Linked DNA regions of Homo sapiens: region 1 is linked to region 2. A link is an interaction called in ENCODE POLR2A ChIA-PET data of the cell type or tissue named here. Cell type or tissue: PC-9. All regions are shown on one strand. Each heading gives the region's core, and the rest is flanking DNA. Links, peaks and the distances in the headings are about the cores only.

Region 1 (16,933 bases), core at 4,391-12,390, 230 kb before region 2:
ATTCCTTTTCATTAGTTTTTTTTAATGCACTCAAAAGTATCGAAAGCAAAAGAATTCAAAAGTCTGGGCTGGGCACGGTGGCTCACGCCTGTAATCCCAGCACTTTGGGAGGCTGAGGTGAGTGGATCACCTGAGGTCAGGAGATCAAGACCAGCCTGGTAAACATGGTGAAACCCCAATTCTACTAAAAAATACAAAAATTAGCCAGGCGTGGTGGTGCACACCTGTGATCCCAGCGACTCAGGAGGCTGAGGCACGAGAATCACTTGAACCCGGGAGGCGGAGGTTGCAGTGAGCTGAGATCATGTCACTGCACTCCAGCCTGGCCAACAGAGTGAGACTCCCGTCTCAAAAAAAAAAAAAAAAGAAAGAAAAAATTCAAGAAGTCTATATTGTATAACACTGGAATTACTTCTGAATCTTGTCTTGAAACATCCATTTTAACATGGTTAATAAATAGAACATACCTATTTTCATTGACAATATTTTGTACCATATTTAGCTATAACTTTTGTTGGCTATACTATGTTGCATTATTTATTCCACAGTTTGATTCCCTACTTTAAAACCAAATATTCTAATTTTTTGGCAGTTAAATGAACATGTTAGTTAAATGAGCTATCACAAAACCAGCCCAATTTCTTTTTCTAACCCTTCCCTCACATGAATTCAATAAACCCATTTCCTACATTTTTTTCTAATGATTTCAAATATTAACATTTAGAACATTAATCCATTTAGAATTATATATAGATATATATCTAATTTTTTTCCAAAGGAAAATGTCCCAATTTCTCACCAATTCAAACTTTTCCCACTAATTTAAAATACCTCTCTGGTTATCACATTCCATAAACATCGGTCTGTTTTGTACTTTATTCACTAAATAGTTTCACTAAACTATTTATCTGTTTCTGAGTCATATTATCTATCCATCTATCTACATATATAGATATATATGTACTGCACATACACACATAAACACAGACACACACTTTCCGAAGATTTCACCCAAATGTCTGACAACAGTAAGTATAGAAAGTCAGGTCCCTGAATCTAGGTATACATGTTCAATTATATAACCCTGTGGTAGAGAAGACAGGTCTAATCTAGAATCATTCCAAGTCAGAGTAATGCTTCACCTAATCTTTTTAATATAATTGGTCTTTTTAAACACTTTTGTTGCAACCCTTACAGCAAAGAATTCAAATACTCTGAGACCAAATAATTCATATAAGGAGATATGGCTTGCATCAGAGTTACTAAAGCATAGGGTTTCTGCTTCTCTCTACTGCCATGACCTTAAAAAATGAAAATAATTTAAATTTCAATTTTATTCTTACTAATAAAAAAATCTGACAACTAATTTTTCTTTCATCAAAAACATACGTAGGTCGATAAGTTGTGTAAAGTTTGGTCAAGTTCTTTAATCTCTCTCTATTTTAGCTTCCTTATATAGAAAATGGAGATAATAAAAGTACATACCTTATAGAGTTGTTAAAGTAAAATAAGTTTCTATGAATAGTTTTGAACTAAATCTGTCACTTAGAAAGCATTCAATAAATGTGAACATATATGTATGCTAAAATATAAGTGCTCAATAAATATTAGCATATATAATGTAATAAGCCCCCTTCTAGCTTTCTTCCTGGGGTTAGAAGTTCCTGCTAAGTATAATAGGATTACATATACTTCCGTGCCTAATTTCTTTATGCTAATATAGTAGTAACACAACTAACCAAGTTCCTCTTCCTCTAGCCTCAAACTTGTGACAATCTGCTATTTTTAAAATCAATCTCTCACATTGTGTATATACATGTACATGTATATATATATACACATACATACAAATGTATATACACATACTCACATATAGATGTATTTTATACTAGACTGCATTTCTGTATTAACATATAGTCCTGATTTTAAAAATAAAGAAATTGAGACACTGAAAGGTTAAGTTATACTGCCTTTTGTTATAGTTTATATCCACTCAACTAAGCATCTCTGTCCCAAAAGAAGGGTCCAGAGGAAGAGTATGTGTGTGTGTGTGTGTATGTGTGTGTGCACGTGTCCGTGTCAGAGACACAGAGAAAAACAGAGCATGTACTTGATCCTGCAGTAAGAAGGAATGTTCTCTAAGAAAACTCCAAAACAGGAATCTGGTAAAACTTGAGCTGGTAATTACCCTCTCCTCACTACCAGAAAGTAGACTGGTATCTTGTCTCTAACCTAAGTACTCAAGACTCTTTTTTGGTTTCATCCCTTTCCCTCATTACTAAGTAATAGGTGCTTCTTGAAATAAATACAAAAATATAAAAGTAAAAAGTCCCAATACCTCCTTGTCTCCAAATCCCACTCCTGAGAGGTAACCAATTGTTATGAACCTTAAAAAGGACAGTGATGATTTACTGCTCCACAGTACTCCTTCTTGGCCTATTCTTCTATCCCAATAATACAGGGTGAAAGAAGGGCCACAGAACAGTTTTTCTTTCTTAAAGTCCCTTTACAGCAGGTAAGTAGATCCCTGACCAAAAAGGAGGCTGCAAGTACTTTTTGTAAGAAGTCCAAGTTGAATACGATCTACCTATTAAAGCACAACTGAAAACAATGAATGAAAATCAACAAGGGGCCAGGAGTGGTGTCTCACATCTGTAATCCCAGCACTTTGAAGGCCAAGGCAGGCAGGTCCTTTGTGCCCAGGAGTTCGAGACCAGCCTGGGCAACCTGAAGAGACCCCATCTCTACAAAAAAATTTAAAAAATTATCCAGGCATGGTAGTCCGCACCTATAGTCCCAGGCTGAGGTGGGAAGATCACTTGAGCCCAGGAAGTAGAGGCTGTGGTAGTAAGCTGTGAAATGCTGCCACCGCACTCCAGCCTGGGATATAGATAGGTTACCAAATAACATAACATAACATAACATAACATAACATAACATAACATAACATAACATAACATGGGTAAAATTCTAAATATTCTAAATATTCATACAGTGATTTCAACCTATTATTTCATCAACATCATCTTTACCATATCCTCGTAAGATTCCTAAAATTGATTTCTGTGGACATTTATTTTAACAATACAGCCAGCTGTAAGGTTAAGAACATGGGCTCTGTGGCCAGACTGCCTGAGTTCAAATCCCAGCTTTGCCACGTAGTGACCCGATTATTATAAAATCTTGGTAATAACGGCTGGGTACAGTGGATCATGCCTATAATCCCAGCACTTTGGGAGGCTGAGGCGGGCAGATCACAAGGTCAGGGGTTCAAGACCAACCTGGCCAACATGGTGAAACCCCCTCTCTACTAGAAATACAAAAATTAGCTGGGCGTGGTGGCATGTGCCTGTAGTCTCAGCTACTCAGGAGGCTGAAGCAGGAGAATTGCTTGAACCCAGGAGGCGGAGGCTGCAGTAAGCCAAGATCGCACCACTGCACTCTAGCCTGGGCAACAGAGCAACTCTATCTCGGGGAAAAAAAAAATCTTGGTAATGACTATGTCCATCACAGGGTTGTTCACAGGCAGGACACAGCGTTAATTCATAAGGTGAGTTAAATGAGATAATACATGTAAGGTTTTGGCAGGTTCCTGGACCATATTAGCCTAAATGATGTTTACTTACTAAGTCCCAGAAAAATAAGCAACTTGCCCAAAAATACATGCAAAGTAAATCACGTGAGAAGAGAAAGCAACAGAAGGAACATATTAGCATTCCAATCTACTCACTTTCTACTCACCTAGCCTAAACCTTCAAATAAGGAACAAAAATAAATAAATTTTATCCACCAGATTTCCAATAAAACAGGCTAGCCTACGTAGGATAGGGCTCCTACCTGCTCTACATGTCCACGTAGACATGTTGAGTTATCCTGCTTGATGAAAACTAAAACAATCTTTAACCATCACTTCCAACTCTAACGTGCTATCAAGACTCCAGGGAATGCCAACTTTGGGATCCAGATATATAAATTAGCACATAATCCACATTAAGGTCATAATGGTCCTCTAGAAAGACATATTTCCAAAGACCAAATCACCCCAAAATCAAAATTTTAAGATTCTAATAATAATTTCTTTTATCTGCAACCTTAACGGACACACCAACCTGTAAACTTAGATAGATACCTATATATCTTTGTATCTATATATATAGATAGATGCAGAGATCTATATATCTATATATAGAGAGAGATACAGAGATATATAGATAGATACAGAAATATGTATATAATACAAGCTATGTAAATCAAATTTGAATGAAGGATGAAAAAGTACTATTTTTAACAGGTTAAATCACAGGAAGTTACAGACACTCAACCATTTTTAATCTATAAAATAGGTTCATATGGTTCAACCTAATACTCAATGACCAAAATGGCCTATGATATAATCAGATCCCCTAGTGTCCTCACAAATTACTGTAACTGCCATTTTTGGACAGTATTTAGTGATTCAAATAAATTGTGGGTCACATCATTCTCGTACCTTTTTTGTATAACTCTAAAAGCTGCCAAAACAGAGTGGCAGATGCAAAGTTCTATAGTCATATGCCTGGTTGGCCTCAGATTAACACCATAGTTTTCCAGCAAACAGTCACTTAAAAATACTGACTTATACCAAGACTTCTTTCAATTATTATATTTCTGACTTCATATTTCTTCATATTTCTTCCCCAAGACAATTTATTTGCCTTATGAACAAAAGGATATTTTCCTAAAAAACTGTCAGGAAAGAAGCAATTTCACTTCTTTCCCTTTTTACCCGTAATCATGAACGCATGGTAAAGAAAAATGGAAAAATGCAAAAAATTAAAGCCAAAAAAATCCCACTCATAGTCCTACCACCCAAAGATAACCAATGTCAACAATGGCTTATTTTCTTCCAGTCTTTTTTTCCACATACTTTTTTTTTTTCCAACAATTGAGATTACATTTTATACAGTGGTAGCCCCTGGCATTCAAAGACACTTTTACATTTACAATTATGAAAATGTGTACAAAATCCTGAAAGTTCATCACATGATATATTTATCACTAGCTGACGTACTGCTAAATGAAAGATCTTACATAAAATCTCCATCCATCCAATTCTCAGTTTGGGTTTGTTTTTCTTTACCATTGTATTCGTCCGTTCTCACACTGCTATGAAGAAATACCTGAGACTGGGTAATTATAAAGAAAAGAGGTTTAATTGACTCACAGTTCTTCATGGCTGAGGAAGCCTCAGGAAACTTACAATCATGGCCAAAGGCACCTCTTCACAGAGCAGCAGAAGAATGAGTGCAAGCAGGAGAAATGCCAAACACTTACAAAACCATTACATCTTGTGAGAACTCACTATCGGGAGGAGACCCAGCATGTGGGAAAGCGCCCCCATGATCCAGTCACTTCCCACCGAGTCCCTTCCAGGACACATGGAGATTATGGGAACTACAATTCAAGATGAGATTTGGATGGCGACACAGCTAAACCATATCAACAGTAGTCATATATCCAGAAACTCATAAAGTTACTTACCCCCCCCAACACGAGTTTCAGATAAATTATAAACTTACGTATTTGTATAAGTTCACTGCATATTAATGTTAGTACTCTAATAATACAGCGTAGTGGTATTTTAGTAAAAGTTTTTTAAGTTTCTTTACAAATAGCTGTTTTCTAAGATAATTAAAAGCCTAAAAGGGACACTTACACTTTTGTGTTTAATACTGATGGCTGTTAGCCAGGTGCTATGGCTTCCGAGTTCAAGATCAGCTTGGGCCACATAGTAAGACCTCATCTCAACAAAACATCAAAAAATTAGCTGGGTGGGGTGATCCCAACTACTCAAGAGATTGAGGTGGGAGAATCCCTTGACCCCAGAGATCAAGGCTGCAGTGAGCTATGAACACGCCACTGCATTCCAGCCTAGGGAACAAAGTGAGACACTGTCTCAAAAAACATAACAAAACACTAAATCTAAATCTCAACTCCACCACACAGTTAACTCTCAGCAACGATTTCTTTATTTGTAAAATGAGAATAAATGTCTAACTTACTGGCTTGAAGATTAACACAACACTAAATATGGATTAAACTCCTCTTACAGATCTTATTTAAAAACCAAGGAACTATAACTTCTTGGAGCTCAATATGTAAAACTATATAATAATAAAAATAAAAGGGACACAAGCTGAGCTACTTTAGTCAAGTTGAAAATTAAACATTGTTACCTGTCAAGTACTATAGCTTCTGCCTTTTTGCCTAACAGTAGATTCCAGAGGGGAAACATGGGGACATGTTAGGCAGCCATCCAGGTTAAGAGAAAATAGGAGCCTAACTAGAACAGTGACAGATAAGAAAAGTATCTAAGAGAGAAAAAACAACAAGATTTGGTGACAGACTGAATTCAGGCGCAGGCTCATGTCTGTAATCCCAGCACTTTGGAAGGCTGAGGAGGGTGGATCACTTGAGGTCAGGAGTTCCAGACCAGCCTGGCCAACATGGGGAAACCCTGTCTCTACTAAAAATACAAAAATATTAGCCGGGCTTGGTGGCAGGTGCCTGTAATCCCAGCTATTCGCAAGGCTGAGGCACGAGAACCACCTGAATCCAGGAGGCAGAGGTTGCAGTGAGCTGAAACTCTACCAAGGCACTTCAGCCTGGGAGACAGAGTGAGACCCTGTCTAAAATAATATAAAATAAGCTTTTTTAAAAAAAGAAAAGGGAATGGTTTCTTTCTGGCTTTAGACACTGATAGTTCATAGTGTCTAACTATGAACAATGATGAATACAGGTTGAGTATCCCTTATCCAAAATGCCCAGGAGCAACATGTTTCAGACTTCTGATTTTTTTTTTTTTTTAATATTTGAGTGTACATAATGAGGTATCTGGGGGATGGGACCCAAGTCTAAACATAACATTTATTTATGTTTCATATACATTGTGATGGTGTCAGGGTGTTGCCCAGGCTGGAGTGCAGTGGCATGATCGCAGCTAACTGCAGCCTCACTCTCCGGCTCAAGCAATCCTCCCACCTTCTCCCAAGTAGCTGAGGACTACAGAGATGTGCCACCATACCTGGCTGTTTTTTTTAATCCATAAAATTCATTGTTATGTGCCCAGCCACAATCATTTCAAGTTTTTTTCTTCCTCAGCATGTAAACCTAAATGCCATGCAGCATAACAGTTCTCTAAATTTATCTGCTTAACAGACAATTTGATTATAATATATAGGCAAGGTATGATTAATTCTATATGACACATAAAAATCAATCCCATATCTTTTTTAGTCACATTATATATATATTTCATCCTCTCAGATTGCTGTTCATGTACTTTAAAAACAATTATGGAATGGTCAGCTTCTCTATTAGACTGGCATTTAGCAAATCAGAAATTCCCCTTACTGTTCTCCTCATTCTTGCAATATATTACCTTTGTAAGTAAGGATTAAATTATGTTAATTTCTTATTTAATTGTACTTGTGACACACTGCAAGAGAGAAAAGAAAGTATTATTAAAATATAGTTGGCTAACAACTTGACTAACGATTGGGCAAAGAATCTGAACAGACATTTCTCCAGAGATGATATATAAATGGCCAAGAAATGAAAAGATGCTCACATCCAGCAATCCCATTTCTATATATCCAAAGAAACTGAAATCATTATGTTAAGGAGATATCTGCACTCCCATGTTCACTGCAGCACTATTCACAATAGCCAAGATACAGAATCAACCTAAATGTCCATCAACAGATGAATAGGAAAAAAAAAAAAATGTGGTATATATACAATGTAATACTATTTGGCCTTTTTTTTTTTTTTTTTTTTTTTGAGACAGGGTCTTGCTCTGTCGCCCAAGCTGGCGAGCAGTAGTGCCATCACAGCTCACACCTCAAGGGGTGCTTGAGGTGGAGCTCAAGCAATCCTTCCACCTAAGCCTCCCAAAGTGCTAGGATTACAGGCATGTGCCACTGAGCCGGACCTATTCAGCCTTAAAAAAGAAGGAAATCCTGTCATTTGAAACAACATGGATGAACTTAGAGGACAAAGTAAAATAAGCCAGGCACAGAAAGACAAATACCACATAATCTCACTTACATGTGGAATCTAAAAAATTTGAACACACAAAAGCAGAAAGAATAGTGGTTACCAGGGGCTGGGAGAAATGAGGAAATGTTGGTCAAAGGACACAAAGTTTGAGTTAGACAGAAAAAATAAGTTTTTGAGATCCATCGCACAGCAGGGTGACTATAGTTAATAATGATATATGACATGTATTTCAAAATAGCTAAAAGAATAAATTTCAAATGTCTTGCTGGAAAAATTAAAGGAGGTGACCGATATGTTAATTAGCTTTGTTTAATCATTCCACATTATGTGTGTGTTTGTGTGTGTGTGTGTGTATATATATATATATATATATATATCAAAACATGACACTGTACCCCATAAATGTATACAATTATGATTTGCCAATTAAAAATATTAATTGAGCTAGGCATAGTGTCTGGAGGCTGAGGTGGGAGGATCATTTGAGCTCAGGAGTTTGGGGCCAGCCTGGGCAATGTAACAAGATCCTATCTCTTAAAAAAGAAAAAGATGGCCAGGCACGGTGGTTCATGCCTATAATCCCAGCACTTTGGGAGGCCGAGGAGGGTGGATCACCTGAGGTCAGGAGTTCGAGACCATCCTGGCCAACATGGTAAAACCCCATCTCTACTAAAAATGTAAAAAATTAGCCGGGAGTGGTGGTGGGCACCTGTAATCCCAGCTACTCCAGAGGTTGGGGCAGGAGAATCGCTTGAACCCGGGAGGCAGAGGCTGCAGTGAGCTGAGGTCGCACCACTGCACTCCAACGTGGGCGACAAGAAAAAAAGAAAAAGATGCTCAACACCACTAATTATTAGCAAAATGTAAATAAAAAAATACAATAAGATATCACCTCACACCTATTAGAATGGCTACCATCAAAAACACTGAAAAAAAGTGTTGTCAAGGATTGTGGAAAAATGGGAACCTTTGTGTACTGTCAGTAGGAATGTAAAATGGTACAGCTAGATAGAAAATAGAAAGCAGGATCTCAAAGACATTGCTGCACACCCATGTTCATAGCAGCACTACTCACGATACCCAAGAAGTGGAAGCAACCCATGTCCAATCAAAAGATGAATGGATAAACAAAATGTGGTACACACGTACTATGGAATATTATTCAGCCTTAAAAAGGAAGGAAACACTGAAACATGACACAATATGGGTGAACCTTGAAGACGTTATGTTGAGGGAAATAAGTCAGACACAAAATGACAAATACTATATGATTCCAGTTCTGTGAGGTATCTAGAGTAGTGAAACTTACAGAGACAGAAAGTAGAATAGTGGTTGCTGGGGCCTAGGGGCAGAGGGGAATTAGAAAGTTGTTTAATGGGTGTAAAGTTACAGTTTGACAAAACGAAAACATTCTGGAGATTAGCTGCACAACAACAGGAATACACTTAACACTACCGACTTAGAAATGGCTAAGAGGTAGCCAGGCAGGGTGGCAGCCTCCAGAGGCTGAGGCAAGTGAACCTGGGAGGCGGAGGTTGCACCACTGCACTCCAGCCTGGGTGACAGAGTGAGACGCTGTCTCAAAAAAGGACAGGACAAGACAGGACAGGAAAGGAAAAGAAAAGGCTAAGATGGTACATTTTATGTCGTGTGTTTTTTAACCACAATTACAATTTTGAAAAAAAATGGCTAAAATGTTTGCATATGTACAGAGCTAACAATTTTGGTCCTTGACTTTTCTTGATCTATGAAAAGTCAGAGAAACATCTGCTCTTTAACTTAAAACTTTCAACTACCTGGATAGCTGGGTAACTAGAAGGGTTGAACTTCCTCAAGGAAAGTTACTCTATACAAGGACGGGCAGCAGTGACTACCCTGTTAAATATTATAAGGTAAAAAAATCAAGACTACTTTGTGATTAGTAAAATCAATATGAAATTCAAATATCAGTGTCCATAGTAAGGTTTTAAAGAACACAGTCATCCCACTTGTTAGCATATTGTCTATGGCTGCACTTTACCACACAAACACAAGCACCTGTCGTAGTTGTGACAACTCTTTTAAAACAGTTTAGGCCAGGTGTGGTGGCTCACACTTGTAATCCCAGCACTTTGGGAAGCCAAGACTGGTGGATTGCTTGAGCTCAGGAATTCAAAAACAGTCTGAGTAACATGGTGAAACCCATCTCTACAAAAAATATAAAAATTAGCCAGGCAAGGTGAGAGGACTGCTTGAGGCTTGGAGGTCAAGGCTGCAATGAGCTGAGATCATGCCACTGTACTCCAGGCTGGGTGACAGAGTGAGACCCTGTTTCAAAAAAAAAAAAGTTTGCTGACTCATGCTCTATATCTTATCCCAAATAAGGAATTAGATGCAGAGCAGAAATAAAACGAAGTAAATTCAAAAAAGAATATCAACAAATTAAAATGTTGATTCAATGAAGTGATTTTTTAAAAAATAAAAAGCCATAGCCTTTTCTGTGGCTTTTTATTTTATTTCTACCCCCAAGCCATCTACATATACACCCAGGCACATGCACATATGCCTTGTTTAATATCTTTAGTATCCGGAATAAGCCTCAGTTTTAAGATAAACTTTCAGCCAGGCGCAGTGGCTCACGTCTGTAATCCTAACACTTTGGGAGGCTAACGTGGGCGGATTGCCTGAGCTCAGGAGTTCGCGACCAACCTGGGCAACATGGTGAAACCCCGTCTCTACTAAAATACAAAAAATTAGCCGGGTGTGGCAGCGTGTGCCTGTAGTCCCAGCTACTCGGGAGGCTGAGGCAGGAGAAATGCTTGAACCCAGGAGGTGAAGGTTGCAGTGAGCTGAGATCGCGCCACTGCACTACAGCCTGGGTGACAGAGTGAGACTCTGTCTCAAAAAAAAATAAAATAAAATAAAAAAGTAAAAAATAAAAAAAAAACTTTCATTAGTTATTAAGCTCTTTGAGCACTCTTAATAAACAGGATTTATACAACTATTCAGTTATACAGCTTTGTCTTCTCAAATAACTGGACTGAAAGTTATTTTTACTTCATACAAATTTAGAAAAGGCATCCTATAAAAGTTAAATTATACAATAAAATTATTGAGAACTAATGATAAAAAGTTTGCATCACTTTTATCACTTTCTTAAAAGCAAGCTCAAGGGGGTAGAGATAGGGGTTGTAATTTATCGTGTGAGCTTTCAAAGATAACTAAAATGTTTGCTTATATCAAGAAGTTTTAGACAGTGTTCTAACTGGCCATGTACACATTTGTTTTAGCCAGTTAACTTATTAACATAAAATTTAAGGAAGAAGAGAATTTGCTAAATACTAATATACTTACAACGACATATTTAATATATTTATTTTGGCTTTATAATAGCAAATAGAGAGTAGAGAACTACTATAAATTGGTCCTAGCACAGAGGCTCCCATACCAAGGTATACTTATCTAAAAAATACTGCAAACCTTCAAATTTCAGATGGCAGCATTTGGAGGACAGTACGAAATAACGTAATCCCTCTTAAAAATCCCAATCATTTTTTTCTCAAGCTAGAGAAGAAAATTAGTCCAAAGAAATTTAAGTAATCTTAACATAAAAACTATCACACTCCTTGTAGTTTGTAAATACTATAGTAAGCCTTGGCAGTAATGAGCAGGAGTAACAAGTCCAAGATGAGATTTAAGACTGTTTTAATTTTTAAAACAAGTCACAAATAGAAACAGTAATAAACACGTGGAAAACTGCTTAATCTCTTGGTAATCAAATATATGTAGTAAGTAAAATAACATGTAATACCACCCCTACTTAACAAGCCAAACACTTCCTAAAAATACTAAGAGCAGTAATGTTTCCATTAAACTGGTTCATATGTATGTTGCTAGTGGCACTCTAAAGTTACAACTCGTACAATACAGTAACATCCACAAAGACATTCATATTTTTTTACTAAATAATCAATAAATTGAAACAGTAACTACAATACATAAGATGAAATTTTCCAAAGGCATAAAGGGTGTTATACAGTATGAGCAACTCTAAAAGTCTGTTTCGAAAGCTAAAACTTTTTTATATTAAACTACTGCTCAAAGGGTTATAATTTAAAAGAAGCAAAGTGACTAAGACGTGTATCACATTTTTACTTACAGGACAAAGAATTGAGTACAGAGCTGAGAAAATACCCAGCATTAAAGGAATAGGATATATATATACACACACATATTATATATAATGTTATTTCACGAAGAGCTGTCTTTTAAAAATATATTGTAATGCTCTGACGATTTTATTTGAATCCAAACTTAACTTACATTGGTACTAGCCGGTTGCCAAAAAAACTTAAAATAACAGTAATCTGGCTGGGCATGGTGGCTCACGCCTGTAATCCCAGCACTTTGGGAGGCAGGGGCGGGCAGATCTCCAGAGGTCAGGGGTTTGAGACCAGCCTGGACGACAAGGCGAAACCCTGTCTTTACTAAAGATTCAAAAATTAGCTGGGCATGGTGGCACACGAGTCCCAGCTAACTCGGGAGGCTGAGGCAGGAGAATCGCTTGAATCTGGGAGGCAGAGGTTGCAGTGAACCGAGATCCCACCACTGCACTCCAGCCTGGGCAACAGAGTGAGACTCTGTCTCAAAAACAAACAAACAAACAACAACAACAACAACAAAAACCGGTTATCTTCAAGGCATCAAAGGCAAAAATAGTTCTGCTTCCAATTAAACCTACAATTCCAGATGGCTAACTGCTCCACAAGTTGGTCCTATTCAAACTCTGTATATAACCCAGTGGTCCCCAACCTTTTTGGCACCAGTGGCCAGTTTCATGGAAGACAATTTTTCCATGGACCAGGGGTGGGGTGGGGTGGGGTGGGGTGGAGTGGAGATGGTTTCAGATGAAACTGTTACACCTCAAATCATCAGGCATTAGTTAGATTCTCATAAGGAGCAAGCGACCTAGATCCCTCGCATGTGCAGTTCACAACAGGGTCCACGCTCCTCTGAGAATCTAATGCCACGGATGATCTCACAGGAGGTGGAGCTCAGGCGGGAATGCTCACTGGCCTGCTGCTCACCTCCCGCTGTGTGGCTCATTCCTCACAGGATAGCGACCAGTACAGGTATGCAGCCCTGGTGTTGTGGACCCGATATAACCAATTGATAATTTAAACAAAAGGAAGATAAAGAGAGTGAGAGAAGAAGAGCGTGGTTAAGAGGAGAAAAAGATTCAGATTCACCCAAAATTTCAAAGCCAATTAAAGAATTAAAAATAAAAGCAAACAAGGACTTTCTCCTTCCAGTAATGGTGATCAGGTCATCAAACCAATCTTCTGGCTGAAGAAACTTGAAAAGTTGAACTAAGTTTAAAAAACGAAAACTCTACTTCTAGAGATCAGGCAGTAAAGAAATGGGGCCAGAATTCACTAAGTTCCCAGAAGTGAGTCTGGTATACCAGGTTTCTTCTCCCCTACAGGCATCTGCTGATTTAAGTAGTGACTGTGAGGCTGGAAAGCTAAGCAAAACATCTGAAAGCCTCACTGGGTTAGCCAGACAAAAATGAGACCCTGAGCCTCCCCCAAACTCTGGGTTGGGATCTCAACCTCAGAGCAAAAGAATTACAATTAAAGCCCAGATTCAAATAATCTCAATCCTTAAAAGTGAATTAAGAAAAGCAGATTTATAGGGCCCCTATGTTTCTGTCAAAATTAAATGTAAATTTTATGTCATGGAAGACTACCATTATTCTAGGCCTCAAATTATTTCTACAGTTTTTCACATCAAATGTCTCATACACAATAAAAATTAACCAGAAATCCAAGAAAATAACGCAAATAAAATGCAAATGAAACATGGAACAAGACCCAAAGGTATCTAGATAATTAAGTTATCAGACACAGACTCTCGAATAAGTATGCTGAGTAGTTAACACTGAGAACTTTAGCAGAAAACCTGAAACTAAAGAGAATAAAATTGAAATTCTAGAACCAAAAAGTAAAATAAACTAAATTAAAGAACTCAGTGTATGAGTCTGATGGCATATTAGACACAGCCTAAGAGAATTAATGAAATGGAAGATTGGTCAGAAAAATATATCTTTAAAAATGCACACAGGAATAAAAAGATAAAACATACAAAAAAGGATGTAAGAAACATAGGGCAAATTTAAGAATGTTTAATACATGTATAACTGGAGTACCAGGAGGAAAGAAGATGACAAGACAGAAGCACTATCCGAAGTGATATAGTCTGAGAATTTTCCAAAACTGACGAACGAGCTCATCAGTCCTGTGCAACAGAACTTTCTATTCTATTGATAGAATGATGGAAATGTTCTCCATCTGCCAATAGAGTAACTAATAGAAACATTTGTCTACTGAGAACTTAAAATGTGAGGAATTGAATTTTTAACTTTTTAAATGTTAATTGGTATCAACAGTTACATGCAGCTAGTGGCTGGCACTGGGCAGTGCAGTCCTACGTCACAGTTATAAGAAGTCCTATAAACACCAAGCTGAACAAATAAAAGATCACACCTAGACATATCACAGTAAAACTGCTGAAAACCAAATATAAACACCCCCACTCCAACAAAAACAAAAAGTGACCAGAGATCTACAAGCTAGATTACAGTCAAAGGAGCAACAGTAAGACTGATAGTTGACTTCTCAACAGAAACTCTGGAAACCAGGTCTCAAGGGCACTGTGCATAGCTGCAACATGACAAATGAAAAAAACTGCCAACCAAGATTTCTGTATCCAGCTCCCTCCCCCCAAAAAAATCCCTTCAAGAATAAAAATGAAAAAAAAGCATTATCAGATAAGCAAAAAAGAATTCCTCAACAGATAGGCCCAAATAGAGAAAAAAAAGAGTATTTTCAGAGAGAAAATCAACCCAGCTAGAAGCCTGGAAATGCACTAAAGATTGAAGAAAAAAACTGAGTATATAAACAAATTTAAATGTATAATTACTGAATAAAACACTAATGGTAATATCTTGTGGGGAGTTAAAATATCAGAGAACTAAACTATCTGGCAATAGTATGTAATTCTGGAGAGGGAAATGTACAGTTAATGTTTTCTAATGTTGCTGCACTGACCAGAAAGAGAAAAAAGTGCTAACTTATATCACACTTTAACACAGAAAGGAGGCATATTGTAATCTCTAGGATAAATATTAAAAACAAATTTAAAAAAAGATGGTCTAACTATTAAGCCAAGTTGGGGGGTGGGGGGTATTTGGAACAAAAAATAATAATAATCCCAAAAGCAGCAGAAAAGGAGAATAAGAGAAAGTTCAAACAGGATAAACAGAAATCATTTATTAGGAATATCAATTTAAACATATCAGCAAGTATATTAAATGTAAATGTACTACATGTTCCAATTAAAGAACAAACATGGTCAAACTAGTTTATTTAAACTAGTATATGCAACTTAAAAGATATGGCTAAAACGCGAAAGCTGAAAGAATGGAAAAAGCTGTAGCATGCAAACACCAAATGAAAGTTAGTGTATCTGCCTTAACACTAGATTAAAAACACTACAAGGTAAAATGCAATACTGAGATAAAGAGGGACACGTCACAATAATAAAAAGTTTGATTCACCAGGTAGATTTAAAAAAACCTTGACTTGTCAGCACTTTAACATAATCAAAATATATAAAACAAAAACTGACAAATTAAACAGAGAGACAAATGTTATAATCATTTGGGGATATTTTAACAAACCTTTGTCTGAATAGGAGCAAACAAATGCAAAAGCAGTAAAAATCTGAAACAGAAACAAACTTGATAGAACATATTACACCACATCTAACAACTGTAGTCTATAAATATTTTGTTGTTGTACACAAGGAATGTTTACCCAAAAAGACCATATGTTGAACCATAAAGCAAGTCTCAAATTTCCAAGAACTTAAGTCTTAGGGATTTAAATCTTACTAGAATGGAGTCAAATCAGAAATCAGGGCTGAGCATGGTGGCTCACACCTGTAATCCCAGCTACTCCGGAGGGATTCGCTTGAACCCAGAATCACTTGAACTCAGAGACAGAAGTTGCATTGAGCCAAGATCATGCCACTACTCCAGCCTGCGCGACAAATCGAGACTCCGTCTCTCAATAAATGAATGACTGAATGAAGGAATGAATGAATGAATGCACGAATGGACAAAGGGGTCAGTAGTGACAAACTTTACTGAAAGTAAGGAAATGATATCAAATGGTAAATGAATAGACAAGTAAGGTTAGTACAAAAACTATAAAATGTATTTTCCTTATCTCAGTTTCATCAAAAGATACATTTGGGAGGCCAAGGTGGGAGGATCACTTGAGGTCAGGAATTCAAGACCAGCCCAGTCAACACAGTGAAACCCCATCTCTACTAAAATACAAAAAGTTAGCTGGGTGTGGTGGCACATGCCTGTAATCCCCACCTACTCGGGAGGCTGAGGCATGAGAATTGTTTGAACCCAGGAGGCAGAGGTTGCAGTGAGCCAAGATCACACCACTGCACTCCAGACTGGGCAGAAGAGTGGGACTCTATCTCCAAAAAAAAAAAAAAAAAAAAAAAAAAAAAAAAAAAAAAAAAAAAAAAAAAAAAGGTGGGGGAGGTGGAATAGTAGAGCTATACAGGACTAAAGTTTCTATATATTGCAAGAATTAATGTAGCTATGAAGTAGACTCTGATAAGCTAAGATATATAAATGTAAACCCTACAGTAATCACTAGTAATTCAAATATAGTTTTAAAATGATTAAAGAAATTAAAATGTTACACTGGGAAATACTCATGTAATGCAAAAGACAGCAGTAGAGGAGGGAAAGAGGACAAAAGAGAAATGAGACCTATAGAAAACAAAACAAAGTGGCAGACAAATTTAACCCTATCAGTAACACTAAATG
Region 2 (16,933 bases), core at 3,007-11,006:
AAAAATCAGTAGCATTTAAATATGCCAACAGTGAACAATCTGAAAAAGAAATCAAGAAAGCAATCCCATTTCCAATAGCTACAAAGAATATAAGATACCTAGAAATCAATTAAATCAGAGATGTGAAAAATCTATACAGGAAAACTATAAAATATTCTTAAAAGAAATTAAAAAGGACATTAAAAAATGGGAAGATATTCCATGCTGATGAGTCCAAATAATTAATATTGTTAAAATGACAATTCTACCCAAAGCAATTTATAGATTCAATGGAATCCCAGTCAAAATACCTATGACATTCTTCACAGAAATAGAGCACAAAATCCTGAAATTTTTCTCTCTCTTTTTTTTTTTTGAGACAGGTTCTCGCTCTGTCACCCAGTCTGGAGTGCAGTGGCACAATTACAGCTTACTGCAGCCTCAAACTCCCGGGTTCAAATGATCCTCTAGCTGCAGCCCCCTGAGTAGCTGGGACTACAGGTGCATGACCACAACACTTGATTAATTTTTGTATTTTTTGTAGAGACAGGTTTTAGCCATATTGCCCAAGTTGGTCTTGAACTCCTGGGCTCAAGCAATCCTCCAGCCTAGGTTTCCCAAAATGCTGGGATTACAAGTGTGAGCCACTTGTGCCTGGCCCCTAAAGTTTTTATAGAACCCCAAAAGATCCAGAATAGCCAAAGCAATCCTGAGGAAAATGAACAAAGCTGAGGCCAGGTGTGGTGGCTCACACCTGTAATCCCAGCACTTTGGGAGGCAGAGGTGGGCGGATCATCTGAGGTCAAGAGTTCAAGACCAGCTTGGCCAACATGACAAAACGCTATCTCTACTAAAAATACAAACATTAGCTGGGTGTGGTGGTGGGCACCTGTAATCCCAGCTAATCAGGAGGCTGAGACAGGAGAATTGCTTGAGCCTGGGAGGCAGAGGTTGCAGTGAGCTGAGATCCTGCCATTGCACTCCAGCCTGGGCAACAGAGCAAAACTCCGTCTCCAGAAAAAAAAAAAAAAAAAGAACAAAGTTGGAGGCATCATACTACCTGACTTCAAAACATACTACAAAGCTACAGCAACCAAATTGGCATGGTACTGGCATAAAAACAGACACATTGACTGATGGAAGAGAATAGAGAACCCAAATATAAATCCATGCATTTACAACCAACTCATTTTTGACAAAGGTGTCAAGTACATATGATGGGGAAAGGACAGTCTCTTCAATAAATGGTGCTGGGATAACTGGAAAACTGTAAGCAGAAGAATGAAACTAGATTCTTATTTACTATATATAAAAATCAAATCAAAATGGACTAAAGACTTAAATCTATGACCTGAAACTATGAAATTACTAGAAGAAAACATTGGGGGAAATGCTCCAGGACATTGGAGCATTTTTATTTGTCTATTTTGTCATTTGTCAAAAGATTTCAAAAGCACAAGCAACCAAAGCGAAAATAGAAAATGGGATTATATCATGCTAACAAGCACCTGTACAGCAAAGAAACAATCAACAAAGTGAAGAGACAACCCACAGAATGGAAGAATATATTTGCAAACTACCCATTTGACAAGGGATTAATAATGGGAATATATTAAGGAGCTCAAACAACTCAATAGGAAGAAAAAGAAAATCAGATTAAAAAATGGGCAAGGTTGGGGCAGTGGCTCACTCCTGTAATACCAGCACTTTGGGAGGATGAGGAGTTTCAGACCACCCTGGGCTGAGGTGGGAGGCTCACCTGAACCCAGTCAGATTAAGCTGCAGTGAGCCATGATCTCATCACTATACTCCAGACTGGGCAACAAGACCCTGTCTCAAAAAAAAAAAAAAAAATGGCAAAAGATCTGAATAGATATTTCTCAAAAGAAGGCATACAAATGGCCAACAGCTATACGAAAAAATGCTCAATATCACTAATCATCAGAGAAATGCAAATCAAAACCACAATGAGATATCATCTCACCTCACCTAACATAGCGTATATCAAAAAGACAGGGAATAATGAATGGATGCTGGTGAGGATGTGAAAAAAGGAGAACCTTCATACACTGTTGGTGGGAATGTAAATTAGTATGACCACTATGGAAAACAGTGTGGAGTTTCCTCAAAGAAGTAAAAATAGAACTACCATATCATCCACCAATGCCACTACTGGGTATTTATCCAAAAGAAAGGACATCAATATATCAAAGAGATAACTGCACTCCCATGTCTACTGCAGCTCTATTCATAGTAGCCATAACATGGAATCAACATTTCCGGTTTTTTTTTTTTTAGACGGAGTCTCGCTCTGTCGCCAGGCTGGAGTACAGTGGTGTGATCTCGGCTCACTGCAACCTCTGCCTCCTGAGTTCAAGCGATTCTCCTGCCTCAGCCTCCTGAGTAGCTGAGACTACAGGCATGTGCCACCACGACCAGCTAATTTTTGTTATTTTTAGTAGAGACAGGTTTTCTCGATCTCTTGACCTTGTGATCTGCCCACCTCGGCCACCCAAAGTGCTGGGATTATAGGTGTGAGCCACCGCGCCGGCTCCTGAGTTTTTTTGATAGTAGCATAGGCCAATTTTTTAAAAGCCATTTATGAAGGTTGGCAAGGCTTTTCTTAAATTAAATATAAAGGCCTTCAAGAAAACTGCCTTCAATCCTTACTGAAACTATATTTATCCTAAAACTTCAGCACCATTTTGATGTGACTTTATCTTCTTTGCTCAAAGTTTATAAATTTGTTCAAAGTTCCTAGGAAGTGAAATGCATAATAGCAAAGTAATAGCAGCATAGCAAGTGGAAAAGTTTAAAATTATGTTTTCATATTTTGTTTGAAATGCCACCCATGTGTGTATCTCCCAGAAAAAGCAATAATATGACTACTCAAAGACCCAATTATAGGGTGAATACAAATTTCATTAACTTTGGTCCCACTACACTGGAAGAACTGGGAATTCTACCAAATGGAACAAGTGGACTGGCATCAGGAGAGGCTAAGAACTCTCAGAAGCAATGACACGAGGAGGAGGAAAAGTCACTAAAGCTCTGGCTCTAGGAGCTACAGCACGCAGTTGACTACCTTGCTCTTCCAGAAGGACTCGCACAGCTGAGTTTTCTTTTACTTTTTTTCTGGCTGCTGCTTCTTCTTCCTTAGACCACTGCATGTGATCCCTATTAAAAAAAAATAGACTGTAAAATATGCTTTATCATTGAAGAAGGCAGAAAAAAGGTGACAAGGAACCACATCTTTCATTCTAGATTAGCTGAAGACATATGATACAGACTAATTCCACATGGAATGAATACATTTTGTGTAAGATGTTCCTACTGATGGCGCTGGTACAACCCTGGAACTCCTAAGATTCTTCTGTTTAAATCTGGTTGTGCTGCAAGCCCCAGCTACCTCTGGGAAACGGCTGCTAAAGTAATGTCCTCAGAACACCCTGGTGTATGACTATTTGGGTGCTGGTATGCCGGTTTTTACTCTAAGGCTAAATTTATTTGCCTTTTTGTTAATTTATGAACAGAACATTCTTCAGTAGTTTTTAAATGCTCCTCTTACAACACTTGTATTCTAACACTTTGCTGTCAAAGAGATGAAAGTTTTAAAATGTTTTGTACTTAGCCTGCAATTTTTAAAGTAACTTTAGATTTATTTTTCTTATTAGCTACTTTAATTTCTGTAAAAGGATTCATTTGCATTTAAGTGATAGAGTACTTGATACAGCATGTGAAAAGGTCACCTTTCTAAGTTCTGGTACTTTCTATAAGTATTTTTAGTTTCAGAATCGACTCTCCCTATATGAGAAGATACTATTTTCTGCTGCACAAAAATGTCTTTCTTGGAATAGAAGCGACAACTGTATACAAGAAAGGTAATTTTTTTTAAGTTTTGTTTTCACAAAGTTTGCTTTTTTTTTTTTGCAATAGGTTAGACTATAAGCAAAGCAATTTCCTGGAATAAACCAGGAATAATTTTTTATCACTAAACAATAAAAAAATTACACACCCCATATTCAAGTTGCATTTAGCCTAGAAGAAAAACCCCTAACACTATTATCATATGATATATGTAGTAGTCACCTGACTGATGAGAAGGGATAAATTATACAATTTTCTTGGAAGTGCATCATGCTGTGACCGACAAACATTGAGCAGTTAGGATGATCATAATTATAATTATAGTAACTGCCATCCTTTATTTATTACATATCAGGTATTGTAATAAGCACATTACATACATATGTCTTATTTAATCCTTTCAAAAATCCTTTGATAGGGTTATAATCATGTCCACTTTGCATAGTGGCTAACAGAAATTTAATAACTTATTCAAGGTCATATAGCCAGGAAGTGGCAGAACCAGAATTCACCTAGGTTTGTGTCACTTCAAAGTCCATCTTCTCAACTATTAGTCTATTATTTTCTACCATGGCAGTGGGGGACACAGAGAGATTTAAGATGTAATGTTTGTCCATCTTGGGTTTATATTCTCCTAGTGCAAGCAGGTAAACAATACGTAAATGATAATACAGTGAAACATGCATGGCTAGCACCTGATGAAGGGGAGTGCAGTCAATTAATGCAGCTGGGGCAAATAGGAAGGCTTAAGAGAAGGTAGGTTTGGGTTCAGGTTAGGAGGAAAAGTGGTGGAGCAAATTCATGTCACTCAGAAGCTGACAATACAGACAGTGCATACAGGGAACAGTTAAAAAACTCCATTTTGACTGGTTCTCTTGGACAACTGCAGATGAAGTTGGGAGCTGGGTAACGGTCAGATTTCAGAGGATCTTAAATGTGGGGCTGAACAGTTAAGTAGTATGCAAGACACAGTGAAGCGGGGAAGGACTGGAGGAAAAGCGACCAATTAGACTGTTGGAGTGGTCTAGGAGTAATGAGTCCCATGACTAAAGTGGTAGCTATGGAGAACAGGAAGGAAAGGGGGAGAGGGAGACACTGAAAACACTGAAATTAAGACCTAGAGATTAACTAGATATTGGAGTAGAAGTGTAAGAGTCATGAATGATTCTAAGGTCTTAAAACTGAGTATCTAGGAAAGTGGGGGTAACAATGACAGAATATGGAGTTACATTGGGTGGAATGATGATAAGCATGGTACTATTTTAAGTATTGCTTATACAATCAGATATGAGAGGGTATATTCCAGTGACCTGGCTATAAATACACCGTTGAAGGTACGAAACTGTTTTCCTTAAAAAAATAAAAATAAATAAATAAATAAATAAATAAATAAATAAATCAAAATTGGTATGCTGCAGTCTCCAGGAAAACTGAATGAGAATGTTTTCAGAGTTTCATAGATAAAAGTTTAACCACCAGTATTTAAATAAAACTGAATCATGTACAAGCCAAATAATCATTAAACAGCTTTGTCTCTTGCTTTAATAAATGAGGTTAGAATAGTTTTTGTTTTGACTTATTTTGACTTACTTTAACATATGTGAGCAATCACATATAAATTGGGGCTGGCAACTACACTTTAAATTCTGTATATATTAAATATACTATATTGAATACAATTACGTGACAGTTGTGAAATTAAAGGCAACAAGTTATTTATTGAAAAAACAGTATTTCTAAGGCTAGGGATGAGTTTTTCATCTACAAATTTCTACCACTTATAGGAAAGAAAATAGAACAATCTATTTCCCTGGGAAGAATCAAGCTGTGAGACAGTAAGAGTATATGTGGTCTTCCGCTTTAAGCATTTAAGCTTTTAGTTTAACTTGCTATTTCTTATTTAATAGATTTAGTTATTTCTTAACTGTAACTTCCTTACACTGTTCTTTATGTTACTTCATTTTCTTAACTGCTAAGTGAGGGGAATAGTATATCCTAAGTTCCTGCAGAACAGATTTTTTTTTTTTTTACACCACAGTTACAGAATCCCCACAGAAACCTATAAAATGTTCCTACTGTATTTATGGGGACTTCCTCCAGCCCTGCTGCTTTATGGCAGTTCTTTATTTTAGAAGAACTGGATTCACGTATCCCAAAACCCAACAGCTGACAATAAGAATCATACAACTTTTTATTAGTAATAAATACAACTATAGAATTTAAGCATAGAAACAAATAATAAACAAACTGGAAATAATCAAGTATTTAACAGTAATAAAAACCAAAGGAAAAAAGTGGTTTATAGAGTTTGGCCAATAAATTGTACTTCTGGGAACTTACTGAAACGAAGTAACTTGAAAGAACTAAGAAATTCTGTACAGGGAAATATTTGTATGAAGATATTCACTGGAACACTAAATATAATATTAATAGCAAAAAATTAGAAACAACTTCAGTGATAGGGGAATGAAAAAATTATAGTAAATCAAAGGAATATTATGCAGACATTAAGATAATAAATATGACTATTACATGACAATATGGAAAAGTATTTATAAAATGAGGTTAAAAAAGTACATCCCCAAATTTTATATATATATATATATATATATCTTTTTTTTTTTTTTGAGATGGAGTCTCGCTGTGTTCCCCAGGCTGGAGTGCAGTGGCACAATCTTGGCTCACTGCAACCTCCACCTCCCGTGTTCAAGCAATTCTCCTGCCTCAGCCTCCTGAGTAGCTGGGATTATAGGCATGTGCCACCATACCCGGCTAATTTTTTTATTTTTAGTAGAGATGGGGTTTCACCATGTTGGCCAGGCTGGTCTCCAACTCCTGACCTCAGGTGATTTGCCCGCCTCAGCCTCCCAAAGTGCTAGGATTACAAGCGCGAGCCACTGCGCGCCCGGCCAAATTATATATGTATTATAATTACAACTGTTTAAAATTATATACACACAGGGTGAAGATTCTAAGTGGTGAACTAAAACCAATTATGTTTGAATAGGAGTAAGAACAAACTATCTTAAATTTCCTTAATATCGTAAAGCAGCTTCAACTAGAGATAATTTTTTAAAAACTATATGTAAAACCTGTACTCTATGTTTAAGACATACAACAATTGTCTTTAAAACTTTACCCTTCTTGAGGAAAAAGCCATCAACCCTTATAATAAGAAGGAAGTTATGTTTTCTTAAAAAAGGAAAGACATAAAAAAGAAACTTGGGCAGAAAGTACAAAATATACTTTTCACAAAAATTTGAATTTGAGAAAAAAACCTCAAAAATAGAAGATTTTTGAGTAAAACAAATTTTTACATGCCCTATAATTTGTTTGTATACATAGTTTATATATATTTCTTATTCCTTCCATATCTATAGTACAATTGAATAATGTTTCCTTGATTTAGCTTTTAGTTGATGGCAATGTGTAATCTAAATAATTGTGTATTTGGTTTGATTTGGAAAAGTTAAAACACACACACACACACCCCAATTATTTAAGTTGGATACTAAAGTTTTTGATAATCTTACCTAGAGAAACTTCTGCTGAATGTAGTGTTGCTTCCTGTTACAACTTTTAATAATCAGATATAAACCAAAGTACCCAATATAAACTATTTTCCTATCTTTGTCATTTACTATGTATGTGATGGCCTCACTATAGGACACAATTTTGTTCTATAAGTCAATGATATTTGACAAATTTGACAAATGTATTAGATGACTAGGGAATTAAAAAGAAAATATTTATTCTTAGGTTAAAGGAAAAAATAGTTTATTACTTTCAGCCTAAAACGATTTCAATAATTCTTAATTCTATAACAAAGTGTGGGGAAGAGAGTTTCTGGGATGCCAGATGAGTTGGTCTCCCCTGTGTGAGACACCCATGGGGAGCCATGGGCGGCATCTGAGGAGAAAAGTCTCCTTATTGCCTTCCTGTCTTTATGCCCCAAGAGCATAACAGCTCCACGGCATTCCACAGGTTGCTCGGGGAAATAATACTCCTTTGAAGCAGTGGAGTATAATCAAACATCTTGGCTTCTCCTGAAACCCACTCCCACTCATTTTAGTCCCGATAAGTTAAAGATCTTAAGTAGTATAGAGACTACTTTGCTCCAGGAAATTCACAGAAACTGCCAATGCTATACATCTTATTAAATGACTCATGAGTTCTCCTTCACTGATTAATCCTCTTCCTCATCCGTTCCTACCCCTCCCATTTGCCCTAAGAACGAAGAGCTTGTAAACCAATAAATTGGGTGGAGGCCGAGAGCTCAGGGCCGTGAGCAAGCCTCTGATGCTCTGGTCCCCTGGACCCGCCTTTTAAACTCTTATTCAGTTTCTTTCTAATTCCTTTGTCTCCACTGGAATCTGGGTACCCGCCAGGTGGTATGGGGCTGGTTTCTCCAACACAAAGTCATATTTATTACATAGTTACAAACAAACACACACATTTTTCTATATACTACAAAATCTTCAACATAATTATGACTTAAAACTCTGGTATAGGACTTATGATTTTGGCCATGACAGAGTACCTGGCAATGGACTTACCCTCCTGCCACAAATAATTATAAACTGGATAAAATATATAAAGCAACTGCTTTTAAACACTGGACTACACTTCAGACAGTGCAAGACTGATCCTTAAGAGAAGAAAAACACAAAAGGTGAGTCCCCACATCCACCTGTTCTGTCTGGGGACACATTCTAGACTGTGGTGCAGAGAGGCTGTCTCACTGAGTGGCAGTTTCATGAGTTGAGAAGGCAGAGATCAGAGTTCAGAGTTGCAGAGGTGGTGAGGGTTTGTGCAACAGGATACTAAAGGGGAGATGGACAGACAAGAGGGCCCCTGAAGTCTACAAGAGTTCTCCTAAGGTTTTCAGCTAGTGCTAGCTGCTCATCTACAGGCAGAGTCGCCACAGGATCTAGTAGAAGAGAGAGGATTCTAGGAATGAGGATGGAGAAGAGAGAACTGACAAGATAGGTAGTACAGTGCTTGGTGACATTGGAGTTCTGGCTAAGCCACAGTGGAAAGATCTATCTGAGCATCTTGAGTATTTAGTTAAGACCCTAGAAATCCCATGCCATAGGAACAAGAACCACACTAGACTCAGGATATTATCAAAATAGTCCCACCCAAACAACACCTAAAATCAAACCTGATCCAAGAAGGAACTGGCAGAAATTTAACCACTTGCCAGAAAAAACTCGACATCTTTAAAGGAAGGCAACATAATCCAGACTGCATAGAAGATATTATCCATAATGTCCACCATATAATCAAAAACTATTAGACATGCAAATCAAGAGAAAAGTCAGTCAATAAATATAGACTTTGAGAAAACCAAATATTGGAATTAGTACACAAGGACTTTAAAACAGTATTGAAAAATATGTTGAAAGATTTAAAGAAAAAGATGGACAGAATGAATGCACAGATGGAAGAAATCTCAGAAAAAAATGAAAACTTCTTTTTAAAAAAGGAAATTCTAGAACAAACCCATATACACTATCTGAAATAAAGAGTTGAGTAGGCTCAGGTGGGCATGGTAGCTCACACCTGTAATCCCAGCACTTTGGGAGGCTGAAGTAGAAGAATCGCTTGAGTACGGGAAGTTGAGGTTACAGTGAGCCATAATCACACCACTCCAGCCTGGGTGACAGAGTGAGACCCTGTCTCAAAAAAAAAAAAAAAAAAAACTGGGAGGGTTAACAGCTGACAGACACTGGAGAGAATGGGTCAGTAAACTTAATGACAGATGTAGAAATTATTCAGATTGAAGACCAGAGACACAAAGATTGAAAAAAAGTGTGAGTCTCAGTAACCTGTGGGATAATACCAATTGGTCTAACAAACACATAAATTGAAAGCCCAGAAGTAGAAAAGAGAGACAAAATGAGTTAAAAATAATAATAAAGAAATACTAAAATTTTTCCAAATTTGAAGATAAAAAGAAGAAAGAAGAAAAAGAAATACTCAATAGATCCAGGCAGGAAACACAGCAAACCCCAGGCAATATAAATACAGAGAAAACTGATAAAAATCAAAGATAAAGATAAATTTGAAAAGTAGCTACCATATACAGTGGGAAAAGAAATGCAAACTACAGCTGATTTCTCATCAGAAACAATCATAATGAAGGCAAGAAGATAAAGCAAGGAGATCTTATGTCAGCATAGGGGGATGGGAGGGATGTGTCAACCTTGAATTTCACATGCAGTAAAAAGATCTTTCAAATTTGTAAAATAAAGACATTTTCAGATAAACAAAATTTGAGAGAATTTGTTACCAGCAGAATTTGCACTACAAGAAATGTTAAAGATCTTCAGGTTAAAGGAAAAGGGGACCACACGGAGTCTCAGATCTACAGGGTGAAAAAAAGAGACCAGAAGTGGTAAATATGTGGGTAATTATAAAATAATCTTTTTAAAAACTTTAAATTTATTTTAAAAAACTCAACTAACTATATATAGCAAAAGTAAAAACAATGATTATAGCATTTACATATAGAGGTAAACTGTATGACAACAATATCACAAATGTTGGAGGGATGACAAGTAGAAACATATTGTTGTAAGGTTCTTAATTTTATGCTAGGTGGCACAACATTAATTCTAAGTAGACTATACTAAGTTGACAAAGCACATTGTAATGTCTAGAGCTGTGGTTCTCAAACTGTCGTCCACCCTTTGAGGTGGACCACTAAATCGAAACTATTCTCATAACAATACTGTGTTTTGCTCTTTCACTGTGTTGACATTTGCAGTGATGGTATAAAAACAATGAGGGGTAAAACTACAACTGCCTTGGAATGAAAGAAGGCAGTGGCACCAAAATGTGTTAATTGTCATATTCTCTGCCACCATCCAGTGAGCAGCAAAGAATATAACAATTTTTACAAAAATGAAACAATTAAAAAATTTTCAATTTTGCTGATTGATGAAGCAGTAAAAACTATTAATTTTATGAAATATTGACCCTTGGGTACAAATCTTTTTAACAGTCTATGTGACAAGATGGAAAGCATGCACTTCTTACTGAAGTACAATGGATGGCTTGACTGAGGAAAAGTACTCATATGAACTGTGAGCTGAACTAGCTGCTTTTTTCATGGAATGCTATTTTTACTTGAAAGAGCAACTACTGATAAAGCTATAGTTATTTAGACTTGGGTATGTGGCATATAGTTTCTCAAAAGTAAACAAAATGAGCCTATCACATTAAGAAAAACAAATTACAGTATGTGTTTGCAAAAATAAATTTTGTGCTTCCAAGCAAAAATTAGACTTCTGGAAAGCTTGTGTCCACCACCATGAGTTTGATAGGTTCCCAATACAGATTTTCCTGATGAGACTGGTGGTGATATTAACAAATGTGATTTTTAAATATTTTATAATAAAATGTGTCAACATTTAGAAGATCTACATCAAACAGGGAACCAATATTTTCCAAATTATCCATGCATGATGTTATAAATCATGCCTAGGTAAAGGATCTATCCAAAGTGCAAGGTATACCAGTGTATCATAATATGGCAGAATATAGAGCCAGGCCCTGTGGAGCAGTCTTGTAGTCCCAGCTACTCGGGAGGCTGAGGCAGGAGAAAGGCTTGAGCCCAGGAGTTCACAGCCAGCTTGCGTAATATAGTGAGACCCGGTCTTAAAAAAATATATATATATGGCAGAATATAAAAAGTTCCGTGATATGGTTTCATATGCCATATTGCAACTAAGAAACTACCACTATTGAGATTTAGTGTAATATCAAAAAAAACCCCACAATTATCTGATAAAGGCTATTAAAAACTCCTCTCCAGCCAGGCGCGGTGGCTCATGCCTGTGATCCCAGCACTTTGGGAGGCCAAGGTAGGCGGATCACGAGGTCAGGAGATTGAGACCATACTGGCTAACACGGTGAAACCCCGTCTCCACTAAAAAATACAAAAAATTAGCCGGGCATGGTGGCAGTCGCCTGTAGTCCCAGCTACTCAGGAGGCTGAGGCAAGAGAATGGCATGAACCCGGCAGGCGGGGCTTGCAGTGAGCCGAGATCGCGCCACTGTACTCCAGCCTGGGCAAGAGAGCGAGACTCTGTCTCAAAACAACAACAACAACAAAAAAACTCCTCTCCTTTATAAGCACATATCTGTGAGAGACCAAATTATCTTCATATAATGCAAGAGGATATGAGAATCCAATTTCTTCCATTATGGCAGACATTATAAAGAGACTTGCAAACATTTAGAGCAATGCCACTCTTTGCATTACACTTTTGGGAATATACATTTACATTAAAATATGTCATTTATGTTAATATGTAATGGATTCATTATTGTTTTGGAATTAATAAATGTTTTCATGTCTGAGTTTTAATTTCTAATACAGAAAATATCAATAGACATAATCCATATCCATAAGAAGTCTTTGCGGTTCGTAGTAATTTAAGAGTGTAAAGGGGTCCTGAGACCAAAATGTTTGAAACTATTGCCTTGAAATAATTCCTAAAACAGAATGCAAAGATGTATGGCTAAATGCCAGTAGAGGAAGTAAAAATTGGATACAAAAAATTATTCAATTAGGCTGGTCACGGTGGCTCACACCTGTAATACCAGCATTTTGGGAGGCCAAGGCGGGCGGATCATGAGGTCAGGAGTTCAAGACCAGTCTGACCAACATGGTGAAACCCCGTCTCTACTAAAAATACAAAAATTAGCTGGGCATGGTGGTGCATGCCTATAATCCCAGCTACTCGGAAGGCTGAGGTAGGAGAATCGCTTGAACCTGGGAGGCAGAGGTTGCAATGAGCCGAGATCATGCCATTGCACTCCAGCCTGGGCAACACAGAGAGACTCCATCTCAAAAAAAAAAAAATTATTCAATTTATCCAAAAGCAGGCAGGAAAAAAGGAACAGGGGAAAAAAAGGGCAGAAGAGAGAAATTAAAAAATAAACAGACAACCAAACAAATATTAATATACAATGCTACCTGGACTAGGTGTTATCTTAAGTTTCTTTTCTTTCTGTTTTCTTTGGTGTTAATTTAATAGGTCCAAACATTACTTTATTGTTTGCATTTGTATTTTTTTAACTGTTAAATATTTTCCTGTATGCTCACATGTACTTCCTCCTGGATCAACTTTCTATGTACATTGTTCATTTATCAATTATTAGCAAGTAATGCTTTTCTGACAATATAAAAAATGTTCTATAGGTTAGCCCTGATGTATGGCAGTGGAAAATCATTTAAATTTTTTCTCTCTCCTTTGGTTTTTGTATTAGTAATAGTTCTCAAAACAGCATACGGGCTGGGCACGGTGGCTCATGCCTGTAATCCCACCACTTTGGGAGGCCGAGGTGGGCAGATCATGAGGTAAGGAGATCGAGACCATCCTGGCTAACACAGTGAAACCCCATCTCTACTAAAAATACAAAAAATTAGCCGGGTGTGGTGGTGGGCACCTGTAGTCCCAGCTACTCGGGAGGCTGAGGCAGGAGAATGGCGTGAACCCGGGAGGCGGAGCTTGCAGTGAGCCGAGATCAGGCCACTGCACTCCAGCCTGGGCAACAGAGTGAGACTCCGTCTCAAAAATAAATAAATAAATAAATAACCAGCATACAAATTAAGATTAAGTACTTTGAAGACTTTGGTTTTCCTTGGGAGGAGGTAATTAAGGTGAACAGGACCTAAGGGCTTCTGGGGTCTGCAATGTTCTGCTCCTGACTAGAGTGCTGGGCAGGTGGACATATTACACTTCGTAAATAAATCAAGTTGAGTACTTAAAAAAAGATTAAGTACTCTGAAATTATAATTATTCTATTTCATCAAATCCAATATGCTATTATTTTCTGTACCAGTAATAAAGAAAAAACATTTTCAGCTACAATTTTAAGATGCACAAACTGTAAAAATGTCATGATTTCAGAGATGTTAATAGGTAAATAAAAATGTGAGTCTCAGAAAAGATAAAATATAGCTGTTATAGGCATATCAGCTAATAACTGAAGTAACTTCAATTAAATCTTCCTTTCTACTATTGAGTCTAATTTATATTTGTAACTCCAGGATGCCTACCTCTCTTTTTGGCTATAATGAATATTTCAGTTGGTTACTGTTATTAGTAAATTAGTTTTTGTTTTGTTTTCATTTTTCATTATTAATTTATTTTTTGAGACAGAATCTCACTCCATCACCCAGTTTGGAGTGCTGTGGCACCATCTCGGTTCACTGCAACCTCCGCCTCCCAGGTTCAAGTGATTCTCCTGCCTCAGCCTCCTGAGTAGCTGGGATTACAGGCACGTGCCAACACACCCAGCCAATTTTTGTATTTTTAGTAGAGATGACGTTTCACCATATAGGCCAGGCTGGTCTTGAACTCCCGACCTCAGGTGATGCGCCTGCCTTGGCTTCCCAAAGCACTAGGACTACAGGTGTGAGCCACCGTGCCCAGCCTATAACAAGGTTTTTTTAAAAAAAACCTTTTTAGCCTCTGGAAAAACCTCTGACAGCCTCAAACTCCTGAGTTCAAGCAATCTTTCGGCCTCAGCCTCCTGAGTAGCTAGGACTATAAGTGCATATCACTGCGCCCAGCTAATTTTTAAAATTTTTAAATTACATTATTGTTATTATTACTATTATTATTATTATTATTATTATTATTATTATTGTAGAGACGGGTCTTGCTTTGTTGCCCAGGCTGGTAAATCCAACTCCTGCATCAAGCGATCTTCCTGCCTGGCCTCCCATACTGCTGGGATTACAGGCATGAGTGAGCCACAACACCAGCCTGAGTTTCTTACTTGTGTGACTAACAAAAAACACAAACATAGAGCCAATGCCTTTCTACTTTGCATACAATGGGATGGAGGTCACAGGTGCTGAAGAAACCAATACCCACCTGCCTCATTAAATATTTAGTGGGAACCTATATCTATCAGGCACTGGGCCTGTGAACTGAGGACACAAAGATGAGGAAGATTTGGTAGAACTCAAAATTTTGAGAAGTTGGAATCAGTATTAAAGAATACAGAATTTGCCATCAGGTAGATAGCAAGATGGGAAATAGGTACATAAGGAAGGGGGCATTTTTTTTTTAAATTAAAACTCAATACCAATGCATATAAAATATAGTTACATCTCTACCCTCCCTCTCATCCCCATTCCCATCTCTGATGTAAATACCATTATCAGGATAATGTGGACCTTTTCAGACTTTTCTCTCTATATATAAAAGCAAAGGTGTATATACATGTAACACAGGTACAATAATTTCTTTTTATTATTATTATTATTATTATACTTTAAGTTCTAGGGTACATGTGCACAACGTGTAGGTTTGTTACATATGTATACATGCGCCATGTTGGTGTGCTGCACCCATTAACTCGTCATTTACATTAGGTACATCTCCTAATGCTATCCCTCCCCACTCCCCACACCCCACAACAGGCCCCGGTGTGTGACGTTCCCCTTCCTGTGTGCAAATGTTCTCATTGTTCAATTCCTACCTATGAGTGAGAACATGTGGTGTTTAGTTTTCTGTCCTTGCGATAGTTTGCTGAGAATGATGGTTTCCAGCTTCATCCATGTCCCTACAAAGGACATGAACTCATCTTTTTTTATGGCTGCATAGTATTCCATGGTGTATATATGCCATATTTTCTTCATCCAATCTATCACTGATGGACATTTGGATTGGTTCCAAGTCTTTGCTATTGTGAATAGTGCCGCAATAAACATACGTGTGCATGTGTCTTTATAGCAGCATGATTTATAATCCTTTGGGTATATACCCAGTAATGGGATGACTGGATCAAATGGTATTTCTAGTTCTAGATCCTTGAGGAATCACCATACTGTCTTCCACAATGGTTGAACCAGTTTACAGTCCCACCAACAGTGTAAAAGTGTTCCTATTTCTCCACATCCTCTCCAGCACCTGCTGTTTCCTGACTTTTTAATGATCACCATTCTAACTGGTGTGAGATGGTATCTCATTGTGGTTTTGATTTGCATTTCTCTGATGGCCAGTGATGATGAGCATTTTTTCATGTGTCTGTCGGCTGCATAAATGTCTTCTTTTGAGAAGAGTCTGTTCATATCCTTTGCCCACTTTTTGATGGGGTTGTTTTTTTCTTGTAAATTTGATTGAGTTCTTTGTAGATTCTGGATATTAGCCCTCTGTCAGATGGGTAGATTGTAAAAATTTTCTCCCATTCTGTAGGTTGCCTGTTCACTCTGATGGTAGTTTCTTTTGCTGTGCAGAAGCTCTTTAGTTTAATTAGATCACATTTGTCAATTCTGGCTTTTGTTGTCATTGCTTTTGGTGTTTTAGACATGAAGTCCTTGCCCATGCCTATGTCCTGAATGGTATTGCCTAGGTATTCTTCTAGAGTTTTTATGGTTTTAGATCTAACATTTAAGTCTTTAATCCATCTTGAATTATTTTTTGTATAAGGTCTAAGGAAGGGATCCAGTTTCAGCTTTCTAATATGGCTAGCCAGTTTTCCCAGCACCATTTATTAAATAGGGAATCCTTTCCCCATTTCTTGTTTTTGTCAGGTTTGTCAAAGATCAGATGGTTGTAGATGTGTGGTATTATTTCTGAGGGCTCTGTTCTGTTCCATTGGTCTATATCTCTGTTTTGGTACCAGTACCATGCTGTTTTGGTTACTGTAGGCTTGTAGTATAGTTTGAAGTCAGGCAGCGTGATGCTTCCAGCTTTGTTCTTTTGGCTTAGGATTGTCTTGGCAATGCAAGGTCTTTTTTGGTTCCATGTGAACTTTAAAGTAGTTTTTTCCAATTCTGTGAAGAAAGTCATTGGCAGCTTGATGGGGATGGCATTGAATCTATAAATTACCTTGAGCAGTATGGCCATTTTCACGCTATTGATTCTTCCTATCCATGAGCATGGAATGTTCTTCCATTTGTTTGTGTCCTCTTTTATTTAGAGGTCCTTCGCATCCCTTGTAAGTTGGATTCCTAGGTATTTTATTCTCTTTGAAGCAATTGTGAATGGGAGTTTACTCATGATTTGGCTCTCTGTTTGTCTGTTATTGGCATATAAGAATGCTTGTGATTTTTGCA

What was found. Peaks named below come from ENCODE experiments on the same cell type or tissue, not always from the same donor. Only the 100,000 strongest peaks of a DNase experiment are listed, where the experiment ranks them.
Region 1: POLR2A ChIA-PET joins it to region 2 with 15 read pairs; 3 of 35 experiments call an interaction of 5 or more read pairs at or near these places.

The regions. Positions count from the first base shown.
Region 1 is chr2:171,126,928-171,143,860 of GRCh38, forward strand. The region is part of intron 1 of TLK1 (tousled like kinase 1); the gene reads right to left. LOC124906092 reads right to left here and starts at 16,578. Exons shown (of 1, transcript XM_047446755.1): 1 at 1-16,578. In PC-9, for the core only: no CTCF peak of the experiment used is centred there; no DNase peak of the experiment used is centred there; H3K27ac peaks cover 3,040 bases.
Region 2 is chr2:171,357,358-171,374,290 of GRCh38, forward strand. METTL8 (methyltransferase 8, tRNA N3-cytidine) reads right to left here. Exons shown (of 10, transcript NM_001321154.2): 3 at 3,065-3,156. Among named protein-coding and RNA genes, the nearest start is that of METTL8, 68 kb to the right of the region's middle. In PC-9, for the core only: no CTCF peak of the experiment used is centred there; no DNase peak of the experiment used is centred there.